2 separate regions of the Homo sapiens genome follow, and region 1 is linked to region 2. A link is an interaction called in ENCODE POLR2A ChIA-PET data of the cell type or tissue named here. Cell type or tissue: A673. All regions are shown on one strand.

Evidence for each region. ChIA-PET counts read pairs that join two places held together with the same protein. Peaks named below come from ENCODE experiments on the same cell type or tissue, not always from the same donor. Only the 100,000 strongest peaks of a DNase experiment are listed, where the experiment ranks them.
Region 1: POLR2A ChIA-PET joins it to region 2 with 15 read pairs; 6 of 35 experiments call an interaction of 5 or more read pairs at or near these places.

Annotation. Positions count from the first base shown.
Region 1 is chr6:31,199,312-31,207,311 of GRCh38, forward strand. It overlaps HCG27 (HLA complex group 27), which reads left to right. Exons shown (of 2, transcript NR_026791.1): 2 at 3,061-4,657. Among named protein-coding and RNA genes, the nearest start is that of HCG27, 5.6 kb to the left of the region's middle. RefSeq lists enhancers at 1-195, 196-1,078, 2,646-3,186, 3,187-3,725, 3,884-4,604 and 3 more. In A673, no CTCF peak of the experiment used is centred here; DNase peaks (open chromatin) are centred at 4,480 and 4,770; H3K4me3 peaks cover 1,243 bases; H3K27ac peaks cover 2,377 bases.
Region 2 is chr6:30,748,037-30,756,036 of GRCh38, forward strand. It overlaps the pseudogene RN7SL353P. Among named protein-coding and RNA genes, the nearest start is that of IER3, 7.5 kb to the left of the region's middle. In A673, no CTCF peak of the experiment used is centred here; a DNase peak (open chromatin) is centred at 4,455; H3K27ac peaks cover 371 bases.

The DNA.
Region 1 (8,000 bases), 450 kb after region 2:
AATTACCCTGGCATGGTGGCACACGCCTGTAATCTCAGTTACTTGGGAGGCTGAGGCAGGAGAATCACTTGAACTTGGGAGATGGAGGTTGCAGTGAGCTGAGATTGCATCACTGCACTCCAGCCTGGGGGACAAGAGCAAAACTCCGTCTCAAAAAAAAAAAAGATATTTCCCACCTTGGATTGCTGGGTCGGGGGGTGGTGGGTATTTTCATTCATAATTGTCAGATTACTTTCATAAACAATGGAAACAGTTTCAGGCTCCTCAGCTTCTCACCTCCAAAATGGGCCTTTTCCTGTATCATTAACAGTCCTCAATGTTCTGGCTAATCAACTGAGCGACTGTTTATAGATTTGCAGGCCATTTGGATTTACAATTAATCTTATTAATGAGGCTGAAATGTGAAGTTTATCTCAGCCTCAAAGAAGTAATTCAGCAAGGATCAGTGGTTTCACTTAACAGTCTGGCTCTGAGGCTGGCTGTGGCCCTGTTATCCATGGTGAGCACCATGGGAATGCAGGCAAGGGCTGTGAGAGGCTTGGAACAAGGCTCCACCCAGGAGAGATCTGGGTGGGCGTTGGTGACCAGTAGAACCTAGGTGTCCTGGGCCAGTGCCCTTGGAGACTAGTCTTCTTTACCCCAGGCATCTTCTTTATTCTGGAATGAGCCTGCCCATCCCTCAGGAAGACTGAAAGGAATTCGGTCAGAAGAATATTATTGACTTTTATCCAGACTTGATTTCAGTAGAGTTCTGGGACCTGCCATATCCTATGGGTGAGCTCTATCCAGGTCCCCTTCCCTGAATTACCTGTCCTCTCCCCACTGACTGGGATGACACCTAATTTTACAACCTGCTGTAGCATCTTTGCTCCCACTGTGACAGTAAACTCCTTGAGACTGGTGGCCATCTTGGGAAGTGATTAGATTCAGAAGAGGTTGAGAGGTTGGGGCCCCCATGATGGGATTAGTGTCCTTTTAAGAAAAAGAAGAGACTGGAGCTCCCACTCTCTTCACCACGTGAGGATATGGCAAGAAGGCAGCTGTCTGCCAGGCAGGAAGAGGGCCCTCACCAGGAACTGAATCTGCTGGTTCCCTAACCTCAGATTTCCAGGGTCCAGAATTGTGAGAAAGAAATGTCTGTTGTTAACCAATCCATCTGTGGTGTTTTGTTATGGCAGCACAAGCTGACTAAACAAGTGCCAAAACCAAACCAGTAACTCCCACTTTCTAGTCTCGGACCCAGTATTAAGGAATTCTGGTCACATAGTTTATTCATCCATTTAACAAATATTTAGTAAGTGCTTCTGTGCCAGGCATTTTTCTAGGCCTGGTGATCATTTAATCAAAAGAGACTAACACCTGCTCCCTGATGCTTACAATCTGAAAGACAATAAAGAAAAATATAGTAACAGTAGTGAATTATATGGATGTGTTCCAGCAATTGATTGCTGAGCAAAAAATAATCTTAACGCATACAAACGCCGGGCATGGTGGCTCACGCCTGTAATTCCAGCACTTTGGGAGGCTGAGGTGGGCAGATCACAAGGTCAAGAGTTCGAGACCAGCCTGGCCAGCATGATGAAACCCTGTTTCTACTAAAAATACAAAAATTAGCTGGGCGTGGTGGTAGGTGCCTGTAATCCCAGCTGCTTGGGAGGCTGAGGCAGGAGAATCGCTTGAAACCAGAACGTGGAGGTTGCAGTGAGCCAAGATTGTGCCACTGCACTCCAGCCTGGGTGACAGAGTGAGACTCCATCCCCCCCAAAATATATATATATGTATATATATATTATAAACAACCTTTATATTATCTCTCATTCTGTGGGCTGATTGGGCTCAGCTGGGCAGCTCTTCCGCTCCATACAACATGGGCTGGGCCACCATCATCTGGAGCCCAGCTGGTCCAACACATTCAAGAGGCTCCTGCACAGGGCTGCAGTTGGTGCTGGCTTGTTGGCTGGGAACTCACTGAGGCTGTGAACCAGGTGACTTGGTTTCTCCTCCACCTGCTCCTCCACGTGCCCTGGCTGCTTCTGGCTCTGCACCTGGGGTCCGGGTGTTTCAAGTGGCCAAGTCAGAACCACAAGGCATCTTATGCTGGAACCTCAGAAGTCAGGCAGCATCACGTTCCTCATGTTCTAGTCACCAAAGCAAGTCCCAGATCCAAAAAGGGGGATTAGCATCAGCTCTTGATAGAGGATGGCAAGGTCACATTGCTAAAGAGCATGTGGGATGGGAGATATTGTTGAGGCCATCTTTGGAAAAGGACTTTTATGTTTACAAAGTGATAGGTGATAAAAAGAAAAAATAGGCCAGGTGCGGTGGCTCACGCCTGTAACCCCAGCACTTCGGGAGACCGAGATGGGTGGATCACGAGGTCAAGAGATCGAGACCATCCTGGCCAATATGGTGAAACTCTGTCTCTACTTAAAAATACAAAAATTAGCTGCATGTGGTGGCGTGCACCTGTAGTCCCAGCTACCCTGGAGGCTGAGGCAGGAGAATCGCTTGAACCCAGGAGGTGAAGGTTGCAGTGAGCCAATATCGCACCACTGCCCTCCAGCCTGGTGACAGAGCAAGACTCCACCTCAAAAAAAAAGAAAAAAAGTAAAAAAAAAAAAATGCAAAGTTGACAATCAATGCAAAGTAATAGAGGTGGCATTTTAAGTAGGGTGGTCAGGGTGGGCCTCATGAAGGTGCCATTTGAGCAGACTTGAAGAGGAGAGAAACTGAGACACGCAGGTATGTGCAAAGGAAGAACCTTCCAGAATCACCCTCATGTACACCTATGCTCTGTACATACCCAGGGCTCTGCACTGAGGCAGACCCTAAAGCTGCAGTGGGAATGGAGGTGGACACACTTATGGAAAGACTTCTTCAAAGAATGTTGGGGACCCAGGTCTACCCTTCCTGCTGTGGCTCTTATACGACGTGGAGTTGGGGAGGGAAAGGCACTGGCATGTGGAGGAAGACTAGGAGAGGAGGGGAGGCCAAAGCGTGTCCCACCCTCACTCCACCTCTCTGCTCTCTGTCTCCTACATCGAGTGCCTCCTTCCCCAGGGCTTGTGGTCCCTGACAAGGAGGACCCTGAGGGCAACCACACCTTGCCATGCAGAGCACCTGGCTTCTCATCTGCCAAGCTCACTCTGACCCGGCTGCAGGAAGGGAAGGAGCCAACCCCGGACTCAAGACTCAAGGGGACCAGAACCAGGGAGATGAGACATACCAGGGCTGGGCAGCTGTGGGGGTCCTTCCAGAGAGGAGCTGAGATACGCCTACCTGGAGGGGCCCCTGGGCCTGGAGGGGCTCCTCAGTGTGACTGGGTGAAGTGTTTTCAGAGGACCAGGGTTGAGGTTGGGGGCATCTCATCCAGACCCTGCCGGCATCTGCCCCAGAACCCAAGGGCCCCTCCTTCCTCCCTCCTCAATGGAAATGCTGGAGATGTCCTCAGTCACCCTCTGAGCACTCACACATCACCCCTTATTTGGAAATTTTTCTCACTCTAACCTTCCTTCCTGCCGCACCTTCTGCCCCATCCCCAGGCTCTGGCCTCTCTCTCTCCTCTTCTACCCTTTAGCAGGTAATGACTCAGTTCCCACTGAGGAGCCAGCTGTAGGTGAGAGTTTGGGCTCTCGGTGAGGTTGGGAGAAGGAAAAGGCTTATGGGCCAGGGGGTGGGAGGGAGAATGGGCACAGCCAGAGCAGAGTGGAAGGGTTGGGGGAGGCGATAAAGACAGATGTTTCCGTATTACCATTTTTCTTTCATGGTCCGAGGGAGCTGCCCTTCCCCCAAGCCCAGGAAAGTGAAAAGAGAAGCAGGAACAGTAAAATACTCCACAGGAAAGAAAAATCTTAGTGATCCCTCCTGCTGTCTCTTTCCTTTTGCCTATTCTGGCAAATTTTGTAAGTGAAATTTGTTACCAAGATGTGAAAATCTTATAAGAAAGTCTCTAAATATTTGAGAATAAAATTATCAATGTCTCAGCTCTGCAGGCTGAAAAAACGGAGGCTTTACAAAATAAAATCATGCTTGGAAAACTTCTCCTCTGAGGGATGTCAAAGGCTGCACTGAATAAGCTCTAAGGTGGTGCTGAAATGAGTCATTTATTTGCCTGTGTAAGCTCAGGCAGGTGTTGGAATTGAGGAAGTATAGGTAATGAAAAAAGTAAACATGTCCTCGGGACATAGCGACTGGTGATGACCACACAATCAACACAATAAACTCTAGCATTCACATTGTAGTCCAGCTCATTCAAGCAAAGCTATCTCCAATAGGGAGTTTACCCTGTACAGAACACGTGCATTTCCACCTGTTCTCAGACTGACCCTTTGCTCATCACAATAGTGAAAAAAAACACAGCCCTGGGTGGAGATTTAAGATGCTAATGAGTCATGAGATGTATGAACAAGCATGTACAGCTACTGCACACGTGCACCCAGAAGACCGCCCAGAACATGCTTGCTAGTAACACCTCTTCCCACCCACCTCCTGTGAATAATCATGTAAGACTCCCATAAAGGGAGTTTCTCCAGCAGTGATCAATGCTGTCTCATCCTTAGGAGCAGCCCACCCTGAATCCTCTCAGGGTGTACAGTTTATTTTGCACTTAACTTTCAAAATAATATTTTTCCTTTGTAATAAATTGCTTTGTACTTCATCTCCTTTGCTGCGTGTTTCTTGTTTAAATTCTTTTAAATGAAGAAGTCAAGAACCAAGGTATTACAACAGCCGTCAACATTTCCGGTGCCATGACTCAGAGGTTTGTCTGCTTCGTTGGTTTCAGTTTCCCTTCACTACTGGTGAGTACTATGGCAGCCAGAGACCCCTGATTGACTATCACTGCTTTCCCCAGATCTATTAAGGTTTTGGGGGAGGACCTTTTAACTCACTCACATTCTTTGAGCAACTAATTGTGATTGCTTTCCATTTGGCTGCTGCTTTTACAGTGTTTACAATTACCTTATTTGGATGGAACGCCCTGATTATTCAGCCTTGGGACTTTTGCTGCTTCTGTTTCACTTTTTGTTTTGCTGTTCCTCCCAGGACTGCACCTGATCTGTACTTACTGGCTATTGTAACTTTTTTTTTTTTTTTTTTTTTGAGACAAGAGTCTCACTCTGTCACCCAGACTGGAGTGCAGTGGCTCTATCTCGGCTCACTGCAACCTCCACCTCCTGGGCTCAAGCGATTCTCCTGCCTCAGCCTCCCAAGTAGCTGGGATTACAGGCGTGCACCATCACGCCCGGCTAATTTTTGTATTTTCAATAGAGTCGGGGTCTCACCATACTGGCTCAGCTGGTCTCGAACTCCTGACCTTATGATCAGCCCACCTTGGCCTCCCAAAGTGCTGGGATTACAGACATGAGCCACCGCGCCCAGCACTTGTTTGTTAATCAAGTAATCTCTTCAAAGATTTTTGTTCACCTTGAGGGACACATTAGATCTACTTTTGCCAACAGTCCCCATTCCTCCAGGCTCTGTGTGTTCTGAGACTCCTCTGAGTCTCAGAGGAGTGTGTTCTGAACGTCTCCTCTGAGAACAGGAGACGTTCCAAGAGGCCATCCATGTTGAGTGCAGGATGTGTGGCCACATGGATGTGTAGTCATGGGGACTATAACCAGGCATTCCAAGCATGATGACTGGACATTAAAAATGGCAGATCAGTGAAATAAGGAAGGGCTTGTTGGTGAGACATCCAGGCTCCCCGGCTGGCAGCAGAGATCACTTCAGTTCAGCTTGGAGACGTCCAGCACCAGTGAGACCTAGAATGGTGCATGGCAAATGCCCATGACCTCCTAGGGCCTCAGTTTCATGGGGATTCAAGGGAACACCCTGGACTCCATCGTCCGGCTTAGCTCACAGGGATGCCGATGACCTCCTGGATTTTGGTACATGTTTCTGTGGTTGCAGGATTCTCTTGTTACCTAGAAAGCCACCTCCTCTACTGTCACTGAAACACCTCTAGGGTATATACTAAACATTGGAATATTTTGAAACTGTATAAATTAAAAGATAATAGGTGGGTGCGATGGCTTACACCTGTAATCTCAGCACTTTGCGAGGCCGAGGTGGGCAGATCACCTGAGGTTGGGATTTTGAGACCAGCCTGACCAACATGGAGAAACCCCATCTCTACTAAAAATACAAAATTAGCTGGGCATGGCGGCACATTCCTGTAATCCCAGCTACTCGGGAGGCTGAGGCAGGAGAATTGCTTGAACCAGGAGGCGGAGGTTGCAGTAAGCCGAGATTATGCCATTGCACTCCAGCCTGGGCAACAAGAGCAAAACTCCGTCTCAAAAAAAAATTTTTTTTAAATAAATATAATAAACAATTGCCAAAGAGTAAAACTATTGATACAATCCTCACCACTTTAAGGCTTAAGGTTTTCTTTTCCATCACTGAGTCTCTCCCTTTCCTCTCATTCTTCCACTTACAAATCTCCAAAACAATTCTCACGCACTGTGACTTTGCTCCCTTCAGCTGATTTATCAGTTCATCCTGATAGCCTGATAGGTGACAAGCAGAGGTGAGGACTTCAAAGTTCACACCAAGTAGATCTAGTTCACTGTGGCCCTCCTTGACAGGAAGTTTGTGAAGCTGGCAGGGCTTCCGTCCAGGCTGTGCACTGTCTGGGAATCCTCATTTGCAATGTCTGGAGATCTTCATTTTTCTTACTACTAACAATCATCTTGTTATGTTTGCACTTCTTTGCATTTCACCCCTTTTGAATTCTGTCCTTCCATGAAAATTTATTGTCCTTTTTGATCCATCTGTATTCACAGACTTTCATTTGCTTTCTTTTTCTCTCTAACCCGTAAGACTGATAAAAATTGTCCTAAAGTTTCTTTCTTTCTGCTTTGTGTGTCAGGGCTCCTCTGCCTTTGGTGAGAGCAGAGTTTTATCTTTACCGGAAGAAAACTTTTTTTTTTTTTTTTTTTTGAGATGAAATCTCACTCTGTCACCCAGGCTGGAGTGCAGTGGCCCGATCTCAGCTCACTGCAACCTCCACCTCCCTGGTTCGAGCAATTCCCCTGCCTCAGCCTCCCGAGTAGCTGGGACTACAGGTGTGTGCCACCACGCCTGGCTAATTTTTTTGTATTTTTAGTAGAGATGGGGTTTCACCATATTGGCCAGACTGCTCTGGAACTCCTGACCTCAGGCAATCTGCCTGCCTCAGCCTCCCAAAATGCTGTGATTACAGGTGTGAGCCACAGTGCCCAGCCCTGGAAGAAAACTAATTGCTGGGTGAAATATATTTTCTACCAAATTCCCCTTACGAGACCTAGAAAGCCTAATGAACATAGCTACTTACATGTCCTAAGCTGTTATTTTAAGGCCAAAATTAAAACATTAAGGGCACATATAAGGTTGGCCATTACTAACCTGAAAAAAAAGATAAATAAATTTCCATGATTAGGTCTTTTCAACATTGCATAGTCCCAAACAATACTGTTTTACAATTAGAGTTTTTGTTGTTGTTGCTGTTTTTAAATAAAAAGAAAGGAAGTTTGGGTGCAGTGGCTCATGCCTGTAATCCCAGCACTTTGGGAGGCCAAGGCGGGCAGATCACGAGGTCAGGAATTTGAGACCAGCCTGGCCAATATGGTGAAACCCCGTCTCTACTAAAAATACAAAAATTAGCTGGGCATGGTGGCACGTGCCTGTAGTCCCAGCTACTCGGGAGGCTGAGGCAGGAGAATCACTGGAACCTGGGAGGCAGAGGTTGCAGTGAGACAAGATTCAGCCACTGCACTCTAGCCTGGGTGACAGAGAGAGACGCCATCTCAAAAAAAAAAAAAAAAAAAAAAAAAAAAAAGAGGATGATCAGGGATTTTCCAAGGGCCCAGGGGAACCTGACATTATTCCCCCTACTAACCAGACAGCTCTATACTAAGACCAGTCCCTTAGAGACTGATACCAAATCTATTATGCTCATGTTATTCAAAAGAATTTGGGAGGCCGGGCGCAGTGGCTCACGCCTGTAATCCCAGCACTTT
Region 2 (8,000 bases):
TATGATCTCTTCCACTGGAGGCTGTGTCATACACATCTTTGTGTCCTCCAGAGAACCCAGCATGGTACCTTGTAGGCAGCAGTTGCTCAATAATCTTGTTAAATGCCAGGTGAAATGTACAACTGTAAGTGTGCATGTAGTATTCCCACCTTGGCTGGGTCACACCAAGCTTCTGAGATGTGGCTACACTCCTCCAAACCACTCATACAAATGTACAACATCTTTAGAAAAGCTGGGACAATTCTTACACAGACACCAAACAGGAAACACTTTTCTCCCCTCCCACTTAGGAAACACTTAAAAGGATTTTTCAATCAAGAACATGTAGGAACACAAATAAGAGGACAGGCCACAACCGGCTAGAAATACACTACTGCTCTGTGTACAATTCCTGGGCCTACAAGTCACTTTATTTTATACTCACTACTCTTATCTAAATACACAAGATCCCTTCCACATTACACACTTCTTCCTGGCTGGCATAAAACACACCTCCTCTGTAAACAAAGGCGCATTGCTTTCCCACGCCTGTCTTCACACCTGCCATCATTCTTACATTTACACCCAAGCACAGGGAGCCCACCACCCCCAACATCCTTATTCCAAGGCAACTCGCACGCTACACAATGACCAACATAAACCCATGACTACTTACACATGTGGACAGACCCTCACACTCACATAAACATAAATTGGGAGTAGGGGGAGATAGTGATGATGGAAGAAAACTAGTGGGTGGGAGAGAGAGAGAAGCACCAAAGGTTAGGAATGCATTACTTGTTTATGATGGAAAATTTCTCTAGGGCATTAGGCAGAGGAGGGGAAATGAAGGGGATGCCAGGATCTTGTTTTGCCACTACCTCCCACATCTGGAATCTGGGCCTCCAGCTGGGTCTAGTTATCCTCGCTGTCCTCCCGGCACAGAGAGACCTTTCTTTGTGGCAAGACCAGAATGGGACAAAGAGAAGACCTGAGAACCCGGACTGCTCACCATTCCCAACCAATCCCATCCCCATTCCTGCTACCCTCAGAGCCCTAGGGCTCTGCTCCTGCTCCTTCCTGCCACACAGGAAGCTAGGGAAATGTTGGGGGTGAATCATTAAGCCAATAAGGGGGTGGGGGAGTGCAGGCTGGGGAATGAGTTAAGGCCAGAAAGTGCCAGGGGCTGAGACGAGCAACTGGACTGGCTCCCACTGCCCTGATACTGGAGAAACAGGCCCTTAGCCTCCTCCATTTCCAGCTCTCCTCCTCATTTCCTTCCCATCTTCCCCCAGATCACCATGTTCCTTCATTTCCCTCGTTTGACCTTTGCCTTGATCCATCACCACTGCTAGCCTCCTTCTCAGCCCCTTGTTTTTCTTCATGACACATATCACGTTGGGGAATCATTTTATGTATTTGCTTTTTGCTGTTGTTTGTCCCGCCTACTGGAATATAATCTCCACGAGTGTACAGGGCCACATCTGACCTTTTTCTCATTAGATCTCTGTAGTATCTCCAGTACTTGGCTGTCACCTAGTAGGAACTTAATAAATATTCTTAAATCTGTCTCCTCCGAGGAGCTAAACCTCATCTGCAGAGAGGTCTGTTTATCTAGCCATGTTCCTTTAGAGGCCCCCATGTTTGCTCTTCAAAGAGGAGGTTGGGGGCACTCAGGTGTGGCTCAGGTGATCCGCCGCTGAATCAGGAACAATTGTGCAGTGACGACAGCGACAGCAAAGCCCTGGCCCGCGCCCTTTACAATCCCTGACATAGGAGTGAGTCAGGCCTGCTGCCTCACCTGGGTACTGCTGCACTGCTGACCACAGGCCCAGAACGGGGGACGGCAAGAATGGGCACTGGCGGAGGCAGAATGGGCAGGGGAAAGGGAGGCAGAGATTTGGAAATGGGAGCATCTGAGAAAGGAAAGCAGGGTGAAGGGACTGCACCAGGGTCCTGGGGGTAGGGAATGACAAAGTGAAAGCTTTTTAGCTGCACCTGGTATTCAGTAGATCCTCAATAACTACTTGGTGACTTGAGATGGGTTTGAGATAGAAAGGAAACACGGAATAGCAAAAAGAACATATTGTAATCTAGTGGTGTTAGACGAAATTGGGTTTAAGTGCCAGCTCTGCTACTTATTAACTAGGCAATATTGGGCCAGTTACTTAATGTTGCTGAAAATCTGTTTCCTCAATTGATAAATGGGCAAATTGACCTCTAGGTAACTGCAAAGGTTAAGAATATAAATTTACTCCTTCTGGGCACATAGTAGGTGCTTCTTGCATGGAGCAGGGGCATTATTATAATTATGAGAAGAGGGACTGCTTTGGAACAGGGATGGGCAGCAGTGAGCCAACCCAGGAGTAGGGAACTGGAATGAGAAAATAACCTCTAACTGCTAACATCACCAGGAGATACAAGTTCTTTCTCTTTTTACTCTGCCCTCCCTCCCTCTCCATATCAGGCAGGTTTTGTGGCTCTTTATTTTCCAGAGAAGCAAAGACTTCTGCATTCCTAGTTCCTGTTCAACTAATGTGAGTGATTTTATTTTTTTATGTATGTATTTATTTATTTTTTGAGACAAGATCTCACTCTCTCACCCAGGCTGGAGTGCAGTGGCATAAACATGGCTCACTGCAACCTCAACCTCCTGGGCTCAAGTGATCCTCCCACCTCAGCCTCTTGAGTAGCTGGGACTCCAGGAACGTGCCACCATGCCCAGCTAATTTTTATTTATTTTGGTAGAGACAGGGTCTTGCCATGTTGCCCAGGCAGGTCTCAAAATTCTGGGCTCAAGCGATCCTCCCGCCTCAACCTCCCAAAGTGTTGGGATTACAGGCGTGAGCCACAAAGTCTGGCCTTTATTTATTTAAAAAATTTAGTTTGGCTGGGCGTGGTGGCTCACGCCCATAATCCCAGCACTTTGGGAGGTTGAGGTGGGTGGATCACGAGGTCAGGAGTTCGAGACCAGCCTGGCCAACATGGCAAAACCCCGTCTCTACCAAAAATACAAAAATTAGCTGGGCGTGGTGGCGTGTGCCTGTAATCCCAGCTACTCGGGAGGCTGAAGCAGGAGAATTGCCTGAACCAGGGAGGCAGAGGTTGCAGTGAGCTGAGATTGCACCACTGCACTCCAGCCTGGGCGACGAGAGTGAAACTCCGTCTTAAAAAAAAAGAAAGTCTTACTCTGTCGTCCAGGCTGGAGTGCAGTGGCACAATCTCGGCTCACTGCAACCTCTGCCTCCCGGGTTCAGGCGATTCTCCTGCTTCAGCCTCCCGAGTAGCGCATGCCACCATGCCCGGCTAATTTTTGTATTTTTGGTAGAGATAAGGTTTCACCATGTTGGCCAGGCTGGTCTGGAAAACTCCTGACCTCACGTGATCCGCCCCCTCGGCCTCCCAAAGTGCTGGGATTACGGGCGTGAGCCACCACACCCAGCAAAAAAAAAAATTTGTTTTTACTCACCACTATACTGACAAGGAACAGGTGATTTTAAACATCCCCTCCCACCTACATTTTAGCTGGAACAATTCTCCAGAGGCATGGGGGTAGAGTGGGGTGGTGAGTTCTAGGCAGCAAGTTAACAAATGACCCCTAAAGATATTCATCTAGGCTCTAGGAGGCCCAAAATCAGGCCCTGGCAGTTCCCCTGACGCAAAACCATGGCAAGAGTTCCGGGAGCACCAAGGCAAGGTCACAAAAGTGGCACGATGACCCTACCCTGGGATGCAGCTCAGCCTGACCCAGCCCAACTCAACCCAGCTACCCTGGAGGCTGCTATGAGCTGAGCCGGGAGCTGGGAAAGGGCCCAGCATTCCTGTCCTTCTGCCAAAGCCGGCTTCTTAGGACCCCAGTGTTGTGGCTCCTCCTTTGGTCTTGGTTTCTTTCCCACCAGATTATAACTCCACCAGAGTAGGACTTTATCTATCTTGTGTACTGCTCTATTTTCAGTGCCTAGAACTGTGCCTGTCAATCAATACAGGCTGCTGAAAAGGCTAGAAATACAGGATCGTTGATGTCATTACTGTTACAGTGCTGTTCCCGTGGGAAGCAGCCTGCATCTCTCTGTAGACAGCTCCAATGTCAGCCATTGGAGAATTTGATGGAGATTGAAGTCAAAACATAATCATAGGGGAAAAATGCACAACAAATAAAATATTTCCCCTTTTGTCCAGACTTTTCAGACACCCCGTATTTACTGGATGAGTTGATCTACAAAGTGAAAGGCATAAATTAAAGGCTCTCTAATGTTTCTCCTCCTCTGAAACCCCATGATTCAGCAGCGTCTCCCATGTGTGCTCAAAAGTTGGACGTGCCTCCAGCCTACCCTCCAAAGCAGTTGCCATAGGCTCTTTTCTTCCAAGGTTGGGAGGGACAGTTCATTCCCCAAGAGGCCTCTCCAGGGGCGGAGGCGGGTGCTGGGGCTGGCCTGTCTGCAGCTCCCTGGCCCTACCCAGTGGGGATCGCGTGTCAGTACTGGGGTTTGGTGGGCTGCCAAGGGGTGAGCCCTGAGGCGGTTTTCTGGGAAGGATAGATGCCATGTGTGACTCAGAACCAAGTTAGGGAAAAAACAAGCTCACTCAATCTCTAGCACCCTCTGCCTGGCCTGGCTTTGCCCATGAGCTCATAAAAGAGGAAGCTGGGCCGGCCAGACAGTAGCTCTGCTTTCCCTCATGTTTTCTCTCCACGTCTCACGGATTCCCTAGAGTGTCTGGGCCTCAGGCCACCGTCATCCTAGCTCCTGGGCCCTGGCTCTTTTATGACACTTTCCCTTCCCAGACACTTGGTCATTTCTTTCCCCAGGTTGGGAATCCCACCTACCATAGAAGGGGAATTGCACACAAGGGGAGGTTGCAAATCTCTGTGTTCCTTGGCCCTGCTGAGGCCTCCACTGTCAGCCATGACCATTTGGGTTTGTGCGTGTGACTGCTGTGTCTCTGACACAGACCAAGTGGTGCTGACCCTGGGAGCCTGAATTAATAGATTTCTTGAGAGCTGAGATTCTCTGGTTCAGGAAAGAAAAAGGGGGTACCAAATGACTGGGCAGCCGAGCCACCCTCAGGGCTGCAATATTCCAGTTGGGACCAACTTACCTAGTACTTTTGGCATTCAGAACAGTTCACTACCAAAAAGGCACATTTTATTTTAGTGAAAATGGGACAATCATGGGCCATAAAGAACCTTCCTAACTATTGTTCCTCCGGTTCACCTCCTATACCCCCCAGGGCTTTCTTGTTCAAAGACAGACTTGACCATGTCCATGCCTGCTTCAGTAAGTTCAGTGGCTCCAAACTCTCTGAGTTCCCAACCCAAATCCAGGCACCTTGCAGGCTTTCTCTTTCAACACCCCCATTGCTTCTTGATGTTGTGCATCTCTAATTTTGTCCTTTTTCTCACACATGCCAAACTCTTACCCATTGGACCCTATAACCGTTCTATTTCTTTTCCTTTTTCCTCCCTATTCTCCTGGGAAAAAACCACTCCTGAACCTGCCATCCAGAATTAGTTCATCTACATTGTATACAAATCTCTCAAAGCATCACACACACGATATTATAGTCATTTGTCTATCTTTTTGATTGCCAGGAGAGGCACGTGCCATTGAGATGCAGCCGTCTTAATACTGGTAACCTCTTGACAAGGCCTAAAATTATTATTAAATTGTCACCATTAAAAAAAAAATCAGTGGCCAGGCACGGTGTCTCATTCCTGTAATCCCAGCACTTTGGGAGGCCGAGGTGGGCAAATCACCTGAGGTCAGGAGTTCGAGACCAGCCTGGCCAACATGGTGAAACCCCGTCTCTACTAAAAATACAAAAATTAGCCTGGCGTGGTGGCAGGCGCCTGTAATCCCAGCTACTTGGAAGGCTAAGGCAGGAGAATCGCTTGAACCCGGGAGGCAGAGGTTGCAGTGAGCCGAGATCACGCTATCGCACTCCAGCCTGGGGGACAAGAGCAAGACTTCTCAAAAAAAAAAAAAATCAGTAAGAAATGTATAAACCAGATATTCTCAACCTATCCCTGTGGGTTGAACTCATCCTATCTCTGACCCTGAGCCTTTCACATAAAATTTGGTAGTATTTGGTGATACTGCATTTTGTTTTAAAAAGTCAGGTAGATTGAAGTATAATTTAAATACAGTAAAATTCATCCTTCTTAGGAGTAGTTTTTGATGAGTTTTGATAAATGCATATAGTTTGTGTAAAGGCCTCCACCATGATGATATAGAGTTTTCCATCACCCCCAAAAGTTCCCTGCATCCCTTTGTAGTCAGTCCTGTCCCCATCCCCTATAGCAACCACTGATCAGACTTCTAACCTTACAGTTTTGCCTGTTCTAGAATGTCATATAGATGAAACTACAGGCTGGGCAAGGTGGCTCATGCCTGTAATCCCAGCACTTTGGGAGGCCGAGGCGGGAGGATCATCTGAGGTCAGGAGTTCAAGACCAGCCTGACCAACATGGTGAAACCCCGTCTCTACTAAAAATTAGCCAGGTGTGGTGGCAGGTGGCTATAATCCCAGCTACTTGGGAGGTTGAGGCAGGAGAATCACTTGACCCCAGGAGGCAGAGGTTGCAGTGAGCTGAGATCACGCCATTTCACTTCAGCCTGGGCAACAAGAGCAAAACTCCGTCTCAAAAAAAAAAAGAAAGAAAGAAAGAACGAAACTACAGTAGACACTCTTTTGTGTCCAGATTCTTTTGCTCAGTATAATATTTTTGTGATTCATCCATGTCATGGCATGATTCAGTAGTTCTTTCCTTTTGACTTCTGCATAGCATTCCATTGTATAAATATATGACAGTTGGCTTATTAATTCACCATTGATGGACATTGTGGTTTTTTTCTTATTTTTGGAAATGATGAATAAAGCTACTATGAACATTCATAGACAACTCTTTTTTAAGACATGTATTCTTATTTCTCTTGAGCAGATGTCTAGGAGTAGTATAACTAGGTGCATGTTTAGCTTAGTAAGAAATCGCTGCTGTGCCCAGTGGCTCACACCTGTGATCCCAGCACTTGCACCACGACGCCCAGCTAATTTTTGTATTTTTAGTAGAGACAGGTTTCACCATGTTGATCAGGCTGGTCTCAAACTCCTGACCTCAAGTGATCAGCCCACCTTGGTCTCCCAAAGTGCTGGGATTACAGGTGTGTGCCACCATGCCCAGCCTAAAGGCAGAAGGATTTCTTGAGCCCAGGAGTTTGAGATCAGCCTGGGCAGCATGGAGAGACCTCGTCTCTACAAAATTAAAAAATTAGCCAGGTGTTGTGGTGCGCGCCTGTGGTCCCAGCTACTCTGGGAGGCTCAGGTCGAAGGATCACTTGAATCCAGGGGTCGAGGCTGTGGTAAGTCACATTCACACCACTGCACTCCAGCCTGGGAGACAGAGCGAGACCCCATTCTAAAAAAAGAAAAAATAAGGGCTGGGCTCGGTGGCTCATGCCTGTAATCCCAGCACTTTGGGAAGCTGAGGCGGGCAGTTCATGAGGTCAGAAGATCGAGACCAGCCTGGCTAACATGGTGAAACCCCGTTTCTACTAAAAATTCAAAAATTAGCTGAGCGTGGTGGTGCGTGCCTGTAATCCCAGCTACTCAGGAGGCTGAGCCAGGAGAATCGCTTGAACCAGGGAGTCGGAGATTGCACAGTGAGCCAAGATTGCACCACTGCACTCCAGCCTGGCGAGACTCCGTCTCAAAAAAAAAAAAAAGAAAAAAAAGAATTTGCTATGCTATTTTCCAAAGTGGTTCATACTGACAGAACTGTTTTAAGGAAGCTGCATCAAAATGTTCCTCTTGTAAATTCTTGCTTAAAATATGCCAAAACTAAGTGTTTTTTTTGTTATAGAACAGGTTGCCACTCAGATTACCTCAAGGGACAGAGATGGGCTGGAATAGAGCCACCTCAGTGGCCAGTAACCTGCCCCTTGAAGAACCAGCATGTCTTCCAGAAGCCACAGTGGCTTCCAGTGCCCAGCGGCAGCCCCAGGAGCACACCCTGCCTCCCTGCC